Linked DNA regions of Homo sapiens: region 1 is linked to region 2. The links are chromatin loops, found by intact Hi-C in ENCODE. Cell type or tissue: mammary epithelial cell. All regions are shown on one strand. Links, peaks and the distances in the headings refer to the core of each region. The heading gives the core; the rest is flanking DNA. Region 1 holds the start of LARP6 (La ribonucleoprotein 6, translational regulator). Region 2 overlaps LRRC49 (leucine rich repeat containing 49).

What was found. Hi-C counts contacts between places; a loop is a spot of excess contacts. Peaks named below come from ENCODE experiments on the same cell type or tissue, not always from the same donor. Only the 100,000 strongest peaks of a DNase experiment are listed, where the experiment ranks them.
Region 1: a loop joins it to region 2, with 2.7 times the contacts of the local background. A loop is called at or near these places in 2 of 110 quality-filtered maps.

The regions. Positions count from the first base shown.
Region 1 is chr15:70,851,693-70,860,026 of GRCh38, reverse strand. It overlaps LARP6 (La ribonucleoprotein 6, translational regulator), which reads left to right and starts at 5,870. Exons shown (of 3, transcript NM_018357.4): 1 at 5,870-6,138. The coding sequence starts at 5,939. It also overlaps a transcript of LRRC49 not described here and the pseudogene KRT8P9. RefSeq lists an enhancer at 5,980-6,481. In mammary epithelial cell, for the core only: a CTCF peak has its summit at 5,165; DNase peaks (open chromatin) are centred at 3,006, 5,246, 6,666 and 7,406; H3K4me3 peaks cover 2,111 bases; H3K27ac peaks cover 2,813 bases.
Region 2 is chr15:71,048,300-71,056,594 of GRCh38, reverse strand. LRRC49 (leucine rich repeat containing 49) reads right to left here. Exons shown (of 16, transcript NM_017691.5): 16 at 2,937-7,186. The coding sequence ends at 6,983. Among named protein-coding and RNA genes, the nearest start is that of THSD4, 63 kb to the left of the region's middle. In mammary epithelial cell, for the core only: no CTCF peak of the experiment used is centred there; DNase peaks (open chromatin) are centred at 934, 4,064, 5,924 and 7,504; H3K27ac peaks cover 7,131 bases.

The sequences.
Region 1 (8,334 bases), core at 237-8,236, 200 kb after region 2:
GCTGTAGCTGAGGCCGGGGCTTGTGAGGTCCCCATAGGTGGAGCTCAGACCACCTGCATAGCCGCTGGTGGTCTTCGTATGGATTGTCATGTTCTGCATCCCAGACTCCAGCCGGCTCTCCTCACCCTCCAGCAGCTTCCTGTAGGTGGCAGTTTTGATGCCCAAGGCCAGCTTGACATTCATCAGCTCCTGGTACTCACGCAGCTGCCACACCATATCCTGCCTGGCCCATTGCAGAGAGGCCTCCAGCTCGGACAGCTTGGCGTTGGCATCCTTAACGGCCAGCTCCCCACGCTGCTCCACATCTGCGATGGTGGCCTCCAGGGAAGCCATCTGGCCTTTGAGGCCCTTAATCTCAGCCTGGAGCCGGCTGATGTTCCAGTTCATCTCGGAGATCTCAGTCTTTATAGGCTGCAGGTCATGCCCAAGCTTCCCAGCCAGCGTCTGCAGCTCCTCATACTTGATCTGGTGCATGCTCTCAGCCTCCGCCTGGCTGCGGTTGGCAATCTCCTCCTACTGCACCTTGACCTCAGCAATGATGCTGACCGTGTCCAGGAAGTAGCTGTTGTCCATGGACAGCACCACAGATATGTCCGAGATGTGGGACTGCAGCTCCCAGATCTCCTCTTCAAACAGCTGCCTGAGGAAGTCCATCTCGTCAGTCAGCCCTTCCAGGCAAGACTCCAGCTCTATCTTGTTCATGTAAGCTTCATCCACATCCTTCTTGATGAGGACAAATTCATTCTCCACCTCTGTACGCTTATTGATCTCATCCTCATATTTGTTCTTGAAGTCCTCCACCAGCCCCTGCATGTTGCCAAGCTCCACCTCCAGCTTCAGCTTCTCCTGGCTCAGAGTCTCCAGCTGCCACCTAAGGTTGTTGATATAGCTCTGGAACATGTTGTTCTTGTTGTTCCGAGCCATCTTCTGCTGCTGCAGGAGGCTCCACTTGGTCTCCAGCATCTTGTTCTGCTGCTCCAGGAACCATACCTTGTCTATGAAGGAGGCAAACTTGTTGTTGAGGGCCTTGATCTGCTCCTTCTTTGGGTGTGTAGAGCCTGGATGTTGGGGTCCACCTCCAGGTTAAGAGGGCTCAGCAGGCTCTGGTTGACCGTGACAGCGGTGATGCCTCCCATACCACTGGCCCCACCACCCAGCCTCCACCCAGGCCACCCCAGAAGCTGCTGCTGCCCACTCGGGAGAATCTCAGGTGCTGATGCGGGCACTGGGCCCACTTGTGTAGGAGCAGCTGCTGAAGGCCCGGGGGCCAGAGGTGGACATCTTGTAGGACTTCTGGGTCACCCTGATGGACATGGTGGAGGCAGGAGTGGAGGCAGGCGGGCTGAACCAGGCGGAGATTCCAGAAGGAGCAGAGAAGCTGCTTCTTGGTCCTTTTTTTGTTTGTTTTGTTTTGTTTTTAATTGAGACCAAGTCTCGCTCTGTCGCCCAGGCAGGAGTGCAATGGCACAATCTCGGCTCACTGCAACCTCCACGTCCCGGGTTCAAGCGATTTTCCTGCCTCACCCTCCTGAGTAGCTGGGACTACAGGCACCCGCCACCAAGCCTGGCTAATTTTTTTGTATTTTTAGTAGAGACAGGGTTTCGCCATGTTGGCCAGGCTGGTCTCGAACTCCTGACCTCGAGTGATTTGCCCGCCTCGGCCTCCAAAAGTGCTGGGATTACAGGCGTGAGCCACTGCACCCAGCTGTGAGACCCTGTCTCAAAAAAGAAAAAGAAAAAAAGAAACTATAGAAAGATGCTGGTTTCTGGCCAGGGAAGTCCTCGATTTTGTCAGTGTATTCAGGATTAGGTTGGCTCTGAAGCAAAACACTTCTGCAGACCAGATTCAACTTTTAAGAGTATGGCATCTAGAAAAAAACTGATTTATTAATTTACAATGGAGCAATATACATACTCAGCAACTGGAATGTTTGTGTTTCCCATTCAGGCTAAGGTTTTCTTGGTATGAAGGTTCTTGGAACGCTGCATCATAATCTACTAGCATACACTGAGTGTCTAATCTGGGCCAGGTCTGTGCTAGACATTTTTCACAAACAACCTAGTTTTATCTGTGAGCCCAACTCAATTAAGTGAGGATCATTCAGAACATTTTACAGGTAAGAAAACTGAACAGCAGAGAGGTTATGAAGCTAAGCAGCAGCAAGGCTGGAGTCTGAATTCAGATCTATTTGATAATAAAGTGAGCGTGTTTCCATTATACCCTGCTGCTTATGTGTGAGCTTTTCTAGTCAGCTTCAAAGCATCCTTGGGGATGTTTTCACTGGCTGTGCCTCCCTATATGGATTTCTGTTACAGCATTTAGTGCATAGACACAGTCTTATTATTGAAGGCTGTCTTTCCTAGGCTCCCTCCATCTCTTGGTATTCATGGATCATGTCTCAGGCATTTTACAAAATTGAGTATAGCACAGGTCCTGGTATTTGGGACATGCTTAAACAAATGATTAAATGAGTAGATAAAAATGCCCTCTGAACCTACAGTTAAAACAGACCCCTTTTTTTTTCCTTTAATTTGAAGATGGGGTCTCTGTTGCCCAAGCTGGAGTGCAGTGGTGCCATCATGGTTCACTGCAGCCTCGACCTCCTGGGCTTAAGGGATCCTCCTGCCTCAGCCTCCCGAGTAGCTGGGACTACTCTTCTTCTCTTCAACGCTTAGCCTTGTCCCAACTTCCCAGCTTCACCACAATATCTTATTCCAAGTCCTTGGTTTCCAGCTGTAGTGCCAGGCACACTCAAAAATATTTCCAATTGATTCCAAACAACACCCTTGTATATACTGGAAAGGTCTTCTAGGGTTGAGTTTTTCCTTCAACCTAATCTCAGTCCATCCTGATGGCTTGTCAATGTGCTTCCTTTTGTTTCATCCTCAGGAGCTATGGAAAAAGCTGTTTCCCCTTGTGAGTTTACTATGAAAATGAGCTGTCAAGATTCCAGGGAAGGGAAAGATGCCAACTCCAGGCTGAGGTCATGATTTTGTTTAAAGAGGCTTTGCTAATCATCTCAGTGGTGATGCAAACTCCCTGCAATGATGTTCAAGACAGGCCTGGGTGGGACTGGCCTCCCTTCCCCTGCCACGGCTCTGGGGAGGAATAAGCTGGAAATCGAAAGGAGCCCTTTAAAAGCCCTGGTTTCTTCACCAGTGACACAAATGATGGGTATGTGGGTAGGACTAATCAAAGCAAATCAGCAAGTGTTCCTAGATGAAGGCTCCCTGCTAGACAAAATCGGGTGCAACAAAGTGGAAGAAGAGGCCCTTCCCTCTAAGCCTCACTGGGACTCACTCTCCTCATTGCAAACGTGATCGAGTTGGACTTCTCCCATGAAATACCCCTAGTGCAAATGAGGGTTTCTGTCCTCCGCTCCTCTAGGCATTATTCTAAGCCAACTACTATAAATGAGAAACTTATGTGAGTTGCCTTAAACATTCCGTGCAAGTTTTGCATTTGATTTCACAGATATTCCAAGTTGTTTTAATATATACATTGTGGCTGTTCTCTCAAATAGCTAAGTAAAATTGATACCCCAGAAAGATGCCCCATATTTATGCTATGACTTAATGGGTACCCCTAAGAGTACCCATTCTTGGGTACTCTGCCAGACTACCCATTCCCTACCAGGAGCAGCTCCGAGCTGGATGATGTCTGACATTCTTTCTAGATCCAAAATTCCTTTATGAGGAGTCAGAAATAAGTAATAACAGAAACAACATAGGCAGATATGTTTGAATGTAAGGACATATAAATTCAATTTCTTTTTTTCAAAACTCTCACCAAGTAAAACGCTTCTACAGCCCAGATTCACCCACCAACTGTCAGTTTTCAAACTGTATTTTCAGAATCTATATTTTAAGAAAAGTCCCCAGGGGACTCTTATGATCAGGCATTTGGAAACCCTGAAAAGACATGTATGAATTGTTCATAAACTATAAAACCTGAGATGAATGTGAGCCATCATTGTGGGTAAGGATAACAACCCCTGATGTCTTTGCCACACGAGATGGCTTAAATGAGATAGATAATGGGTATCACTTTGTGAAATTCAGGAACCGAAATTATCAAACTGGAAGGCATGGTGGCTGCTGCAGCTCTTTCCTTCTGAGCCTCATCACAGGTGTTTGCAGAGGATCTATAGCCCTGGAGGGAGGCACAGCTGGCTGGAAAAAGACACTGTCAGCCTCTTGCCTCTTCCTTTCCCAGTAGCTCAGATCCAGGGCTGTGAGCTGTTCTGGTGCAGAAACAGCAATAGCACCAAAGGTCTCTCTCTCTTCCTTTACTTACTTATTTTAGGACCTCTTCTATCAAAACAGAGGTCCGACAAAGAAAGGGACACAGATTCTAGTGTCCTTAAGAAGAGGGGCTGTCCTCGCTGGGCCCCTGGGTCTCTCCCCAGCCCTGCCCAGACACCCAGGACCCTATACATGGTGTTCTTTTACAAGGACACTGCCCTCCAGGAGACCTCATTTCCTAAGCCTATCCTAACTTGTCTTTCTATATCAAAACAAATGTATTGGTCCAGGGTTCTGTTGTTTTGGGGTCCCAGTGTGGCAAATTAATATGATAAATTATGTTTAAGGCTCTAAATAAAGTGCTACATGAAAGCAGATTCAGGTCTTATTCATTTCTTTTTCTTCTTTCCTTCTTTCTTTTTTTTTCTTTTTCTTTTTTTTTTTTTTGAGACGGAGTCTCGCTCTGTTGCCCAGGCTGGAGTGCAGTGGCACAATCTCGGCTCACCACAACCTCTGCTTCCCAGGTTCAAGTGATTCTCCTGCCTCAGCCTCCCGAGTAGCTGGGATTACAGGCACGTGCCACCACGTCCAGCTAATTTTTGTATTTTTTTTAGTAAAGACAGGGTTTCACCATGTTGGCCAGGATGGTCTCGATCTCTTGACCTCGTGATCCGCCCGCCTGGGCCTCCCAAAGTGCTGAGATTACAGGCTTGAGCCACTGCGCCCGGCCGGTCTTATTCATTTCTATGCTCCTGTCCCTAGTTTCTGGGTCACATTTGGAGAGGTGAGATGGAACTCAATTTGAAGTTACACGTGAAAAGGTGGCAGTGTTTTAGAACATCCTGACATTTCAATAGCTCCCTTTATTCATTCAACAAACATCTGAGTGCATACTATGTGCAGGGCATACTCTATAGGCCATCGGCTTTCGAACTTTTGTGAACTTCAGCATCACCTAGAGGCCTTGTTAAAACACAAAGTTCTGAATCATAGATTCTGATTCAGGAGGTCTGGATGAGCCCTGAGAATTCAATTTCTAACAAGTTCCCCGGTGCAGCTGATGCTCCTGGTCTGGGAACCACACTTGGAGAAAAACTGATACAGGGCAAGGCAGGAGCCAAGCCCCTGACCTCCTAAGACGCGGTCTAGGGTGGTTATTATGTCAAGGAGACTAACGATGGAAATTTTCTGATCTTGGCAGGCCAGTGGGGGAGACACGCAGGAGGCCTGGAAGCCCCTGGAGCTGTGGTCTCTGGCTGCCACCCCCGGAGTCAAGCACAAACAGAAGTCAGCTGTGCTGCGCCCATCCCTGCGGCGCCGTGAAAGAAGGCGCAGGAGGAGGGAGCCCTGACACCTCCTCTCGGGCTGGGGCCCCACAGCGGCGAAAAGACGGAGGGAGTGATCGGGGGTCGCGGGGATCCTTCCGGGACGGGCCTCCGTCGGAGGAGCTCCGGAAAGCCGCCCTCCACCTCCGAGGCCCCGCCTGCGCGGGCGCTCCACTAGCGGTCGGGGTGGTGGCGGCGGCGGCGGCGGCGGCGGCGGCGCGGGGCGGGGCGCCGCGACCCCTGTCCCTCCCCTGGGCCGAGCGGCAGGCGCGCTCGCACCGCCCCCGCCCCCTCGTCGCAGTCGCTGCCGACCGGCTGGCTGGGCCTTGCGGCGTGAGGACCCCGGCGGCGCCGCAGTCCCGCGAGCCATGGCCCAGTCCGGCGGGGAGGCTCGGCCCGGGCCCAAGACGGCGGTGCAGATCCGCGTCGCCATCCAGGAGGCCGAGGACGTGGACGAGTTGGAGGACGAGGAGGAGGGGGCGGAGACTCGGGGCGCCGGGGACCCGGCCCGGTACCTCAGCCCCGGCTGGGGCAGCGCGAGCGAGGAGGAGCCGAGCCGCGGGCACAGGTAGGCGCGGCGGCTGGCCCGGGAGGTGGGCCCCGAGGGGGCGCCGGGCCGCGCGCGAGTTCGGGGCGCTGACTGCGCGCGACAACTCCTCGGGCAGAGGGGGTTGAGTCAGCCCCGCCGCCGGGGAAGCAGCTCCGGGCCGAGCCCCTGAGTCAGAACCGGCCCGTGGAGGCAGCCGGTGCCCCAGCCCGCAGCTTCGTCGCCCAACCGAGGCTCCCAGGGCTGGCGGCCGGGATCTGAGGGGCCTGGACGTGGGGATGTTCAGGGATCCAGGAGGAGGACTTTCACGGGCCATCCAAGCCACCCCCTCCTCTGGAGGAGGCCTCTTCTCTGTGGGCTCCCTCAAGACACCACCTCCCCATCGCCGCAAAGTCCATCCCTACCCGCCTTCCCCTCCCCTTGCGAGTGGTCCCGCTTACCCTTCACTGCCATCATCGCCCTGCCTTTCCCAGTCCTGCTGGCTGCGCTCAGTCTTTAGGTGGTAGCAGGCCAGGTACAGCGGACACTTGCTGATGGGGGATTCCAGGAGGTGGGATTTCAAGGTAATTTGAGACGGATAGAGGACTTGCTGCTTTACTTCCTCCGCCCTGGGGGATTCCCATTTTCACACAGCCTTTCCCACCAGACCTTTATGTTTGCATCATCTTGCTGCCTTGCGGGGGGCGGGGGGGGGGTGTTCCTGGGTTTTGGGTAGTTTGGAGCTGCTATGGCACTTGTTTAACCTTGTCCCGGGTCCCGAGCTTTGTCCTCAGGCACCTTGGCTCCTGTCCACTAATGCCCAGGCCCTTAAGGACTGGTGTTTTGTTCCTGCTGTTGAAAGGAGATAAAACATAGACATAGACATGAGAGTGGGGAAATGACAGAACTTGCACATTCTGGTGGATGCCAACAGGCACTTATTAGGAGCTCTCTTTCTTCTAGGACCCTGTCCCAGGCGTTTAGCTGTTAAGGTTCTGCAGGATTGTCCTGGCAAGCGTATATCTACTTCACTGGGAGAATACTCAACTCAAGGGTGGAAGAATACTGGGCCCAGAGCCATTCTCTATTACTGGCTCACCCTTCCCCAGGTTAAAGGGTCAGACTTCTGGACCCAGAGATTCGGGGCAGACCAGTAGAGACAGTTGTTAGGGGAGAAAAGTCAGCCCACCAGGGTAGGGCAGGAAAGCTGGACCATAGTGTATGACAAAGTAGATAGATCAGTGCTTTATAATGCAAGGCCTGATTCGTTTAGCTCTGTGCCAAGTACCGAGAGCATAAAAATGATGAACCCTTAGTCACTGACAGCTCACAGTCTCGAGAAGGCAGTCCCCTAGTCAGACAATATCAGAGTATGTAAAATAGCCCCAAGTGGTTTATCCTTATAACTTTATTTTCCTGTGGCAGTGGCAAATAGCCATCCCTATCCTGAGGGCTAAATTTGTGAGATTGTATCATTAGCCAGGATTAAAGCTCTACTTATGTTTAAGGCCTGGAAAGATCCCCTATGGAGGTCTAGGAGAAACCAAGCCTCAGTATGGGTAGGCCTCTTGCCTGAACCCCTCTTGCTCTTCCTCCAGAACTGCCCAGCTCCCGTGGCTTGAGTCTCAGCAAGTGTTCAGTCTGAAGCCCTTCCTGCTGCCCACTGGCATAGAGTTGACCCCAGAAAATCCCTGGGGTTCTTCGGTGAGCTGACAGAGCCCAGTGGGCAGGCACCCAGAGCAGGAGGAGATGTAGCCAAGAACAGGATCCACACTATCCCCTGTTTGGACCCAGGCTCGCATGGCAGCAGCCATCACCCGATGTGAATGTTCTCAGCTCCTGGAGCCTACAGGAGAAAACCCAGATTCCTCAATCTGCTCATTAAGATGTGACACCCACTCACATCATCTCCTCAGCCCATTGCCTCAACAGTTCACGCTGTCAACAGTTCACGCTCCCGTGATTCCAGCTAGTTCCCTGAGCATAGGGGGCTATTTTGTGTCTACATGCCTCTGCACCCCCACCTCTAGGTCCTCTGATTGACTGATTTCTAGTCAGCCTTTAAAACTTCGCTGCCTCTTCTCCACCACCCCCAATCCCCACCCCAGAGCTGGCTGTGTTTCCTTTCTTCTCTGTTGCTGTAGTACTCTGTACATTTTATGCCTAGCACCTTCCACAATTGTGATTCTATCATTGTGTCTCCCTCACAGGAATAGGAGCTCGGTGAATTCAAGGACC
Region 2 (8,295 bases), core at 296-8,295:
ATGACCAAAACATGCATAAAAATGTGATCAACATCATTAGACACCAAGGAAAATAAAATTAAAGCAACAACCTGAAAAGGCCACACTGGAATAGCTGAAAATTTAAAAAGTTCAAAACAACAGATGTTGGCACATATGTGGAGCTACCAGAACTCTATATACATTGCTGGAAGGAGTGTAAAATTGTACAACCACTATTTAAAAAAATTAATGGCAGTTTCTTATGAAGTTAAACTTACAACTATTCTGACTCAACAGCTCCACTGCACAAAAGGATTTGTACAAACATGTCTTCATTCACAAGAGCCCCAAATTGGAAACAACTCAATAGAATGGATAAGAAAACCATGATACCTTTATACTAAGAAATAAAAAATTATTGATACATGAAACAATATGAATGATTCTCAAAAACATTATGTTGGGTAAAACAAGTCAGACACAAAAGAATACCTATTGTATGCTTCCATTTACAGAAAGTTCCAGAACAGACAAAACTAATCAATGGTGAAAGAAATTAGAGCAATACTTGCTTGTAGGGGATGGCCAGGGATTGACTAAGAAAACTTTTCTGAAGTGATTAAAATGTTGGAATTCTTAATTGGGATGTTGATATTTTCAAAATTCATCAAATTATACACTTATGTGCATTTCACCATATGTAAACTTTGTCTTTTAAAAAAATCCTTGAAAGATCTCTTCTCTACACAAAAAGCCACTTTCACGTACGCCCCCCCCCCCACACACACACAGGTTCACTAACACATTAGATTGTAAAAAATGAAAGTCCTAATTGTTAGTGAATATATGGAACAACTGGAAGTTGTATTCTCTACTTGTGGGAGTGTAAACTGATACGAATCACTCTAGAAAGCAATTTGACAATATTTAATGCAGTTGAATGTGTCCATATGACTCAGCAATTCCACAGTTACTGTGTACTCCTAAAGCACACATGTGAACAGGCATATTCAATGCAGCATTGTCTGTACTAGTTTTAAACTAGAAAACTCCTGATGCCCACCAACAGGAAAACAGTTACATAAATCACTCATGGGCTGTACAACCCAATATCAAATAGCAGCAAAAATGAAAGAAGTGGAACTACTCCCATCAATGAATATAATCCTCAGGAACATAATATTGAGTGAAAAAATGCAGAAGAATACATATTGCATGGCCCCATTTATATAAAATTAGAAAATATAAAAACTTAATTCAATAAGCTCCCTATGCATTTATGCATAAATAGGAACAGCCAGAAAATATGAATGAGGTCAGGTGTGGTGGCTCATGCCTGTAATCCCAGCACTTTAGGAGGCAGAGGCAGGCGGATCACGAGGTTAGGAGATTGAGACCATCCTGGCTAACATGGTGAAACCCCGTCTCTACTAAAAATACAAAAATTAGCTAGGCGTGGTGGTGCACGCCTGTAATCCCAGCTACTCAGGAGGCTGAGGCAGGAGAATCGCTTGAACCCAGGAGGCAGAGATTTCAGTGAGCCAAGATTGCGCCACTGTACTCCAGCCTGGCGATAGAGGGAGACTCCGTCTCAAAAAAAAAAAAAAAAAAAAAAGAAGAACATGAATGAATAAGCATAAAATTCAGGATAGTGGTTACCTGGAGGGAGGGAAAGAAGGTGCATAGGGGCTCCATGTCTACTTGCAATGTTTGATTTATAAAATCTGAAGCGAGTGTGGAAAAATATTAAGATGTTATGCTTGGTGGTAGATATAGGGCATTTATTTGAGATATGATTCTACAGGCATTTCTGCACACTGAAACATTTCAAGATAAACAAAGAGAAGAAGTCGACTCTCTGAGGACTCAGGCTTAGGGGCACTTGTAAAAGGAATTAATAAATAGTTTCATTGTCTCCTGAAGAGAAACTGCAAACTATTCCACTCCCCAAGGAGTATATTTATTCTTTAGGAGTAATTTATTCTTTGGAGCTTTGAATATACTTTAACTCTTTCCATAAAGGATTTGAGGTATTTTGCAACAAAAGACACATACAATGAATCATGAAAACATAAACATAAGTAGAAAATCAGGATCAAATATACTAAACATTCCATCAATACTGGTTAACACAGTTGCTGTGATTAAATTTCAAACTTGGCTCTGAAGTTCTTGGCAACAGTAACCACTCCATCTCCATCTGACCCATAAAAGCAGATTATAAAAACTAACCTTTGTTCTTCAAGATTTAAATAAAATATTTTCCTGAGTAGTCTCTCTTTATTCTATTTTGCATTTTGCCTTGAGGCTAACTAGCCAGATTCTCTGTCCCCCTTCTTTCTCTTTTCTTTCCTTTTTTAATTTATTAAATAAACTGTGAGATGGGAGAATAAAGCCCAGGTTTGCCCAAAGAGATGAATAGGATGTTTTTTGGTCTGTCAACAAACTGTTAATGATAGAAAATCATGGAATCAAACCAAGAGAAAATATAGGTGAATCATTAACTGCTTTCTGAATAAGCAGTAAATTCTGAATTACAATAAATGAAATCACAAAGAAAAACAATAGGAGAAAAACAGAAGGAAAATCACAAAGAAAAACAGAAGGAAAAACTCAGATAACAATCAAAATAAAAAGGCAAGTACAGGCTGGGCGCGGTGGCTCATGCCTGTAATCCCAGCACTTTGGGAGGCCGAGGCAGGCGAATCATGAGGTCAGGAAATTGAGACCATCCTGGCTAACACGGTGAAACCCTGTCTCTACTAAAAATAGAAAATAATTAGCAGGGTGTGGTGGTGGGCCCCTGTAGTCCCAGCTATTCGGGAGGCTGAGGCAGGTGAATTGCTTGAACCCAGGAAGCAGAGGTTGCAGTGAGCTGAGATTGTGCCACTGCACTCCAGCCTGGGTGACAGAGTGAGACTCCGTCTCAAAAAAACAAACAAACAAACAAAAAAACCGCAAGTACACTATGATAATCTTATTTAGCAAGTGATAGGTTTATTCTCTTAAATATAAAGATAGCATAAACAAGTACTGCTATACGCCAATGACTCCAAATTCTATAATTCTAGCCCAATCTATACTTCTCAACTCCCAACTCATATTCACACCTACTTAACACCTGCACTTGGATATTTAACAACCATCTCAACATATGCTGAGATGTGTGGTATATCTTGTATATATTGTACATGTTGAGATGCATTGTGTATTCCATAAGACGGAATTCCTGATCCTTCCTCCCAGCAGATGTTCCATTCACAGATTGCTCTCATCTCAGTTGATGGCAACTCAATCTTTTCGGTAGTTCAAGCCAAAAACCTTGTGGCCATCATTGACTACTGTTTCTCATACTCCATATCCAGTTCTGTCAGTAAATCTTGTTGCTTCATCTTTAAAATATACCCAAGATCCAACTACTTTCTGACGCCTCTGCCGCTATCACCTTGATCCAAGTCACAATTATCTCTTGCCTAGAATAATGCAGTACCTTCCCAACTGGTCCCCCTAATTTAATTATTGCCCCCTCCTGAAGTTGATTCTCTACACATTATTGCAATGAATCCAGCTGCCAATATTTTACACTTTAATATGTATATCCTTAAATAATACACAATATTGTACATGTGTACTTATACATTTGTTAGTATTTATACCGCACATAATGTCTACGATATGCTTCACATGTAGACACAGTTGAGAAATTCTCATCTTTTATTTGCTATTCCTCAGCATAATGACAAAACATGAAAGTGGATTAGGAACGACCATGGACATCAAAATTCTTCCCAGATGCCAGATCCTTAAGACTAACAGTGAATGTGGGTACTGTCTACTATTTATTGGTTGAAATACCCTTAGTTACGTTTTTTTTCATCCTCTCTATGCCTCAGTTTTCTAGTGTTCAAATGGGATTGCTATCATATATATATCGCAGTGTTAGGAGATTAAATGAGAATGTATACAAAGAGCTTATAATAGTGCAAGACATTGCTCAATGAATCTTTGTTGTTATGATGATTACTCATTGAAGAGAATATGAATCCCAGTGCATTCCTTGCCCAATCAGGAATAGATCAGGAGCATGGTAGGGTTGCACTGTCTTACATGCCAGGCCTTCAGTGGAATGAAGCTCAGGAAGTGAGGAGCTGATACCAGCACCATCCTCTGACTCAGCAGCACAGTTAACAAGCCTCAGGTCCACCTGCACACTTGGTAACCATCCTCAGGTGTAGCAGCACACTTCACCATCCAGCTGCTGTACCAGAACATCGGGTACAGTATCTCCCTAAATGGGGGTACTAAATGTTTCTGCTTTTGAGGCAAATGCAATAGTGTTTCTGCGTGAGATCCCTTTTGAAAAAAAGCAATTCTTCAGCACACACTAGCCTAGAGAGTCTCAGACTATGGGATTTGCATCTCTTCCCCTTCCCTGAAAACCCTGGAAAATTCCAAGAAGAAATGGCAATTTGTTCCCTAGATCACCACTCACTTACAACATAGGACCCTCACTTGATCCCTAACCCAGCAGACCCAGGTCTCCTTGTCTTTTTATCTGGGGATTATCTTCACCAAGGAACTTCAGAACGCAAAATGAGTTTGGAGTGTAGAACTAGATGGGAGGATCGCCATTCGACGTTTGAGACCCGACAAAGTAAGGATTCAAGAAGTAGAAATCAGTATGGGGTAGTGGGAGCAGGTAGGAGCGAAAGGGAACTCAGGTAGGAAGGAAGCAGAGACCAAAGCTGAGGAATAAAGAGGCTTGGTTTCAGGAACAAGAGAGAGACCCTATTACCAGGCCTGAAGCAGGTCTGCATAGAGCCAGCAGTGGCTGGGATGGCTTGCTGCCATTTCATTGAGTGCTGACTTAGTGTTCCTAAGATTCCCAGGGTGACTGGGCCAAGAAAGCATGTGAGTGTCAAGTCTCTTTAGCAGCAGGGATGGGAGGGTTAGGGGAGAACAGACATGCAGGAAGCTGGACAGATTACTAAACAGCTAGGTCCATTCATCTGCAAAGCCTAGAGTGGGAACAGTTACCCAGACTCCCAAAGAGTCACAAGTTCTTACATCTTTCCAATCTGCCAGAATCCCACAGACAATATACTCTTGGTTCTCCTCTCAACATCACCTTCAAGCTGGGATCTCATTTCTATACCAAACAAGATATAAGCCCAGGAGAGATAAGTGTTTACTAGCCAGATGAGAAATGGTCCATATGTTTCAGTTTGGAGAGGCTAAAGGATCAGAAAGCAATGCTAATAGCTCCTCTGTCCTAGGGCACCAACCCTATTGTTCAACCTACAGCCAAAAGAGTAATAATTAAAGCTCAACGTATTGGGTGTTTGCTGTGTGCCAGGCATGATGAGAAATGCTTTACATGCATTGTTTCTTTTGATTCTCATGACTATCTTACGAAGTGTGTGCTATCAGGAGGAAACTGAGGTTACACACTAGTAAGCTGATGGCCTAAGTGCCAAGATGAAAAAACCAGGACAGGACAGGCATGGTGGCTCACACCTGTAATCCCAGCACTTTGGGAGGCCGAGGCAGGCGGATCATGAGGTCAGGAGATCGAGACCATCCTGGCTAACATGGTGAAACCCCGTCTCTACTAAAAATACAAAAACTTAGCTGGGCATGGTGGCGGGCACCTGTAGACCCAGCTACTTGGGAGGCTGAGGCAGGAGAATGGCGTGAACCTGGGAAGCGGAGCTTGCAGTGAGCCGAGATCGCGCCACTGCACTCCAGCCTGGGTGACAGAGCAAGACTCTGTCTCAAAAAAAAAAAAAGAAAAAGAAAAAACCAGGACAGCCTTTTAAGGCTATGATCAGAAAAATGGTAACCTGTTAAAGTTAAGCACGCCTTTTGGGAGAAGAGTAATCAAGAGATCTTAAGGATGTGGGTCTTTCTCAGAACCGCAATAGCAGCTTACCTAGCTTCCTTCCAGGTGTCTCTGCATGTCTCTGCATGTCTTTGCTGTCGTACATCTTCTAGTCCTGTTTTCCCATATCCTGGTGGTCCTGCTGACATAATAGCTGCTAGGTAAAATCTAAGCAAACCGAAAAATTCCTATTTATTGACTAAGATTGTTTTTCTGAAGTGGCATCATCTCTAGCTATGGTAATAGGCTCCTACTACCCTTCTCACCAGCATGAATTTGATCTTCAAATGAAATTTTAAAAATTAGAACCCTTCACTCATGCATCCCTAATACTTCTGAGACACAGGTACACATGCATGTCTATTAAAAGAGCATTTGAGAGCTAACAATGGAAGGAAACATCTTTCAGAGAAGCAGATTTACTGCTTTGTAACAGCATTTTATAGTCATTCAGGATCTCCTAAGACAAAACATTTTCTTCCTATCCCAGTTTTGACTCATTTGCATATTCTCTGCCCATAGTGATTCCCAGGACCTCCTGTGGTTCCCTGAGAATGCATTCCTAGAAGAATGGGGCATCCTCCATATAGGTGAATAGCAGGAACCGTACCTAACTAAAGAGGAACATACAATAAATATGACAATTCTGACTGAATTAAGGAGGCAAACATACTTTATTTTGACTAATTTGTTAGTAAGTTTATTCTTCACTCATAAAAAGAACATATTTTTGGCTTTGAAATCATGACATAAAATAAAAAGGGAAATAACTGAAAATTATCAGCTAAAAGTAGGTAGATGCAGCTCATGCTGAATCATCAGCAAATACTACGTGCTTTGGGCTATAGCAGGGCACCAATCAAAGCAAGAACCAAGGATGCAGTGCCACGCCATCTCTGAAAACTGTTTAGTTCCCAAAGGTTGTTTGGTCCTCACATACAGGCAATTAATCCTTCCTTTCTCCTGCTTTCCTTCCTTCCTTCTTAACTTTTAGCTATGAGAACAGTGGGCAATAATGCTTTTATACTAGTCTTTCTAGTTTATAGGATAGTGTTGTTGTTGTTTTAACATGTATAACCTGCATATTTTCAACCTTCAAAAAATAAAACTGCCAAAATCAACTGTAACTAAAGGCCATTTTTATTTTTGGTCTGTTATCTGCTGTAGGCAGAGCTTCATATAGGAATTTTTATTGCGAATTTCTATGACTGCATCCCTAACAAGCTCAATGAACATCTGTGGCCAAAGCTTCTGCAAAGCCTCATTTTTCATGTTGATTTCTGTGGCTTCCTTCACAAGGTCTTCTATATATGTTTTACAGAATTTCTTCTTTTCCTTTATTTCCTGTTAAAAAAAAGAGAAAGTTTTGTATTAAATCATAACTAATCCAAAAGTCAAAGCAACAATTAGCTGAACCACAGAAAATTGAAATAATTTATTCTGACCCCCTATTCCTCCCCCATCTACTCCTCAGAGCAGGAATTCTTTCCTAGTCACTGCTGACAGAGTTCTGCTTGAGTAAAGATAACAACAAGGGTCTCAGTACTTCTCAGTCTACTCCTACCTCTGTTGGACAGCTCTGCTAGAAAATGTGTTTCTTTACTGGAATTGTTGAATCATAACTACTATTTCTCCTATCTCAGTTCAGGTCATTTAGCTCACACAAGTCAGCTGAATGCAGACTCACAGATTCCTGTGGTAAATGTATCAGGATACAGATAGTGACAATTTCAATTGGTATGATATTAGTTAATATCTATGTAATACTTTAAGTATGTATACTCTGAATTTACCCTCTATTATGGGAAAGCATAAAATGGTACACTACACTGACTTACGCAGCCTTGACCATTTGGAGAAAGTTGGGGGGAAGTGTACAATTAGGAAGAGTAAACATATAGAAACCTGGGACCCAGGACGTTGCCTTCTAAAGAAACAGGTCTCCCACTCAACTTCTGGGTCTGGCAGTGTGAAAATGAAAAACCTGGTCCTAAACACAACAGAGGAATTTTGGAGCTGAGGATATTTGAATATTGTGCCCCAATTTCATCACAGAGACTAAAACAAAGTGATTTTGTTTAATCAAGAATTTAACATTTATTTTGGCTATTGATACTTCTGAATAGTATCAAGGCATAATCATGGAATGTATAATATACATGGAAGAATCAATGTAACACATCAGATAATCAGAATTACAAGGGAAGTAATGCACATCAATGAAGAAGGAAAGTAATAAATGTCAATGAGACAATACATTTAACTACTAGAAAAAGGATCCATTTAAATCTCCAACTCAAGTCAAAACACCAAAATAATTTCAAGATAAATTAAATGAGCTAAATTTAAAATATCATAAGCCAGGCATGGTAGCTCACATCTGTAATCCCAGCACTTTGGGAGGCCAAGGCAGGAGGATCGCTTAAGGCCAAGAACTCAAGACCAGCCTGGGC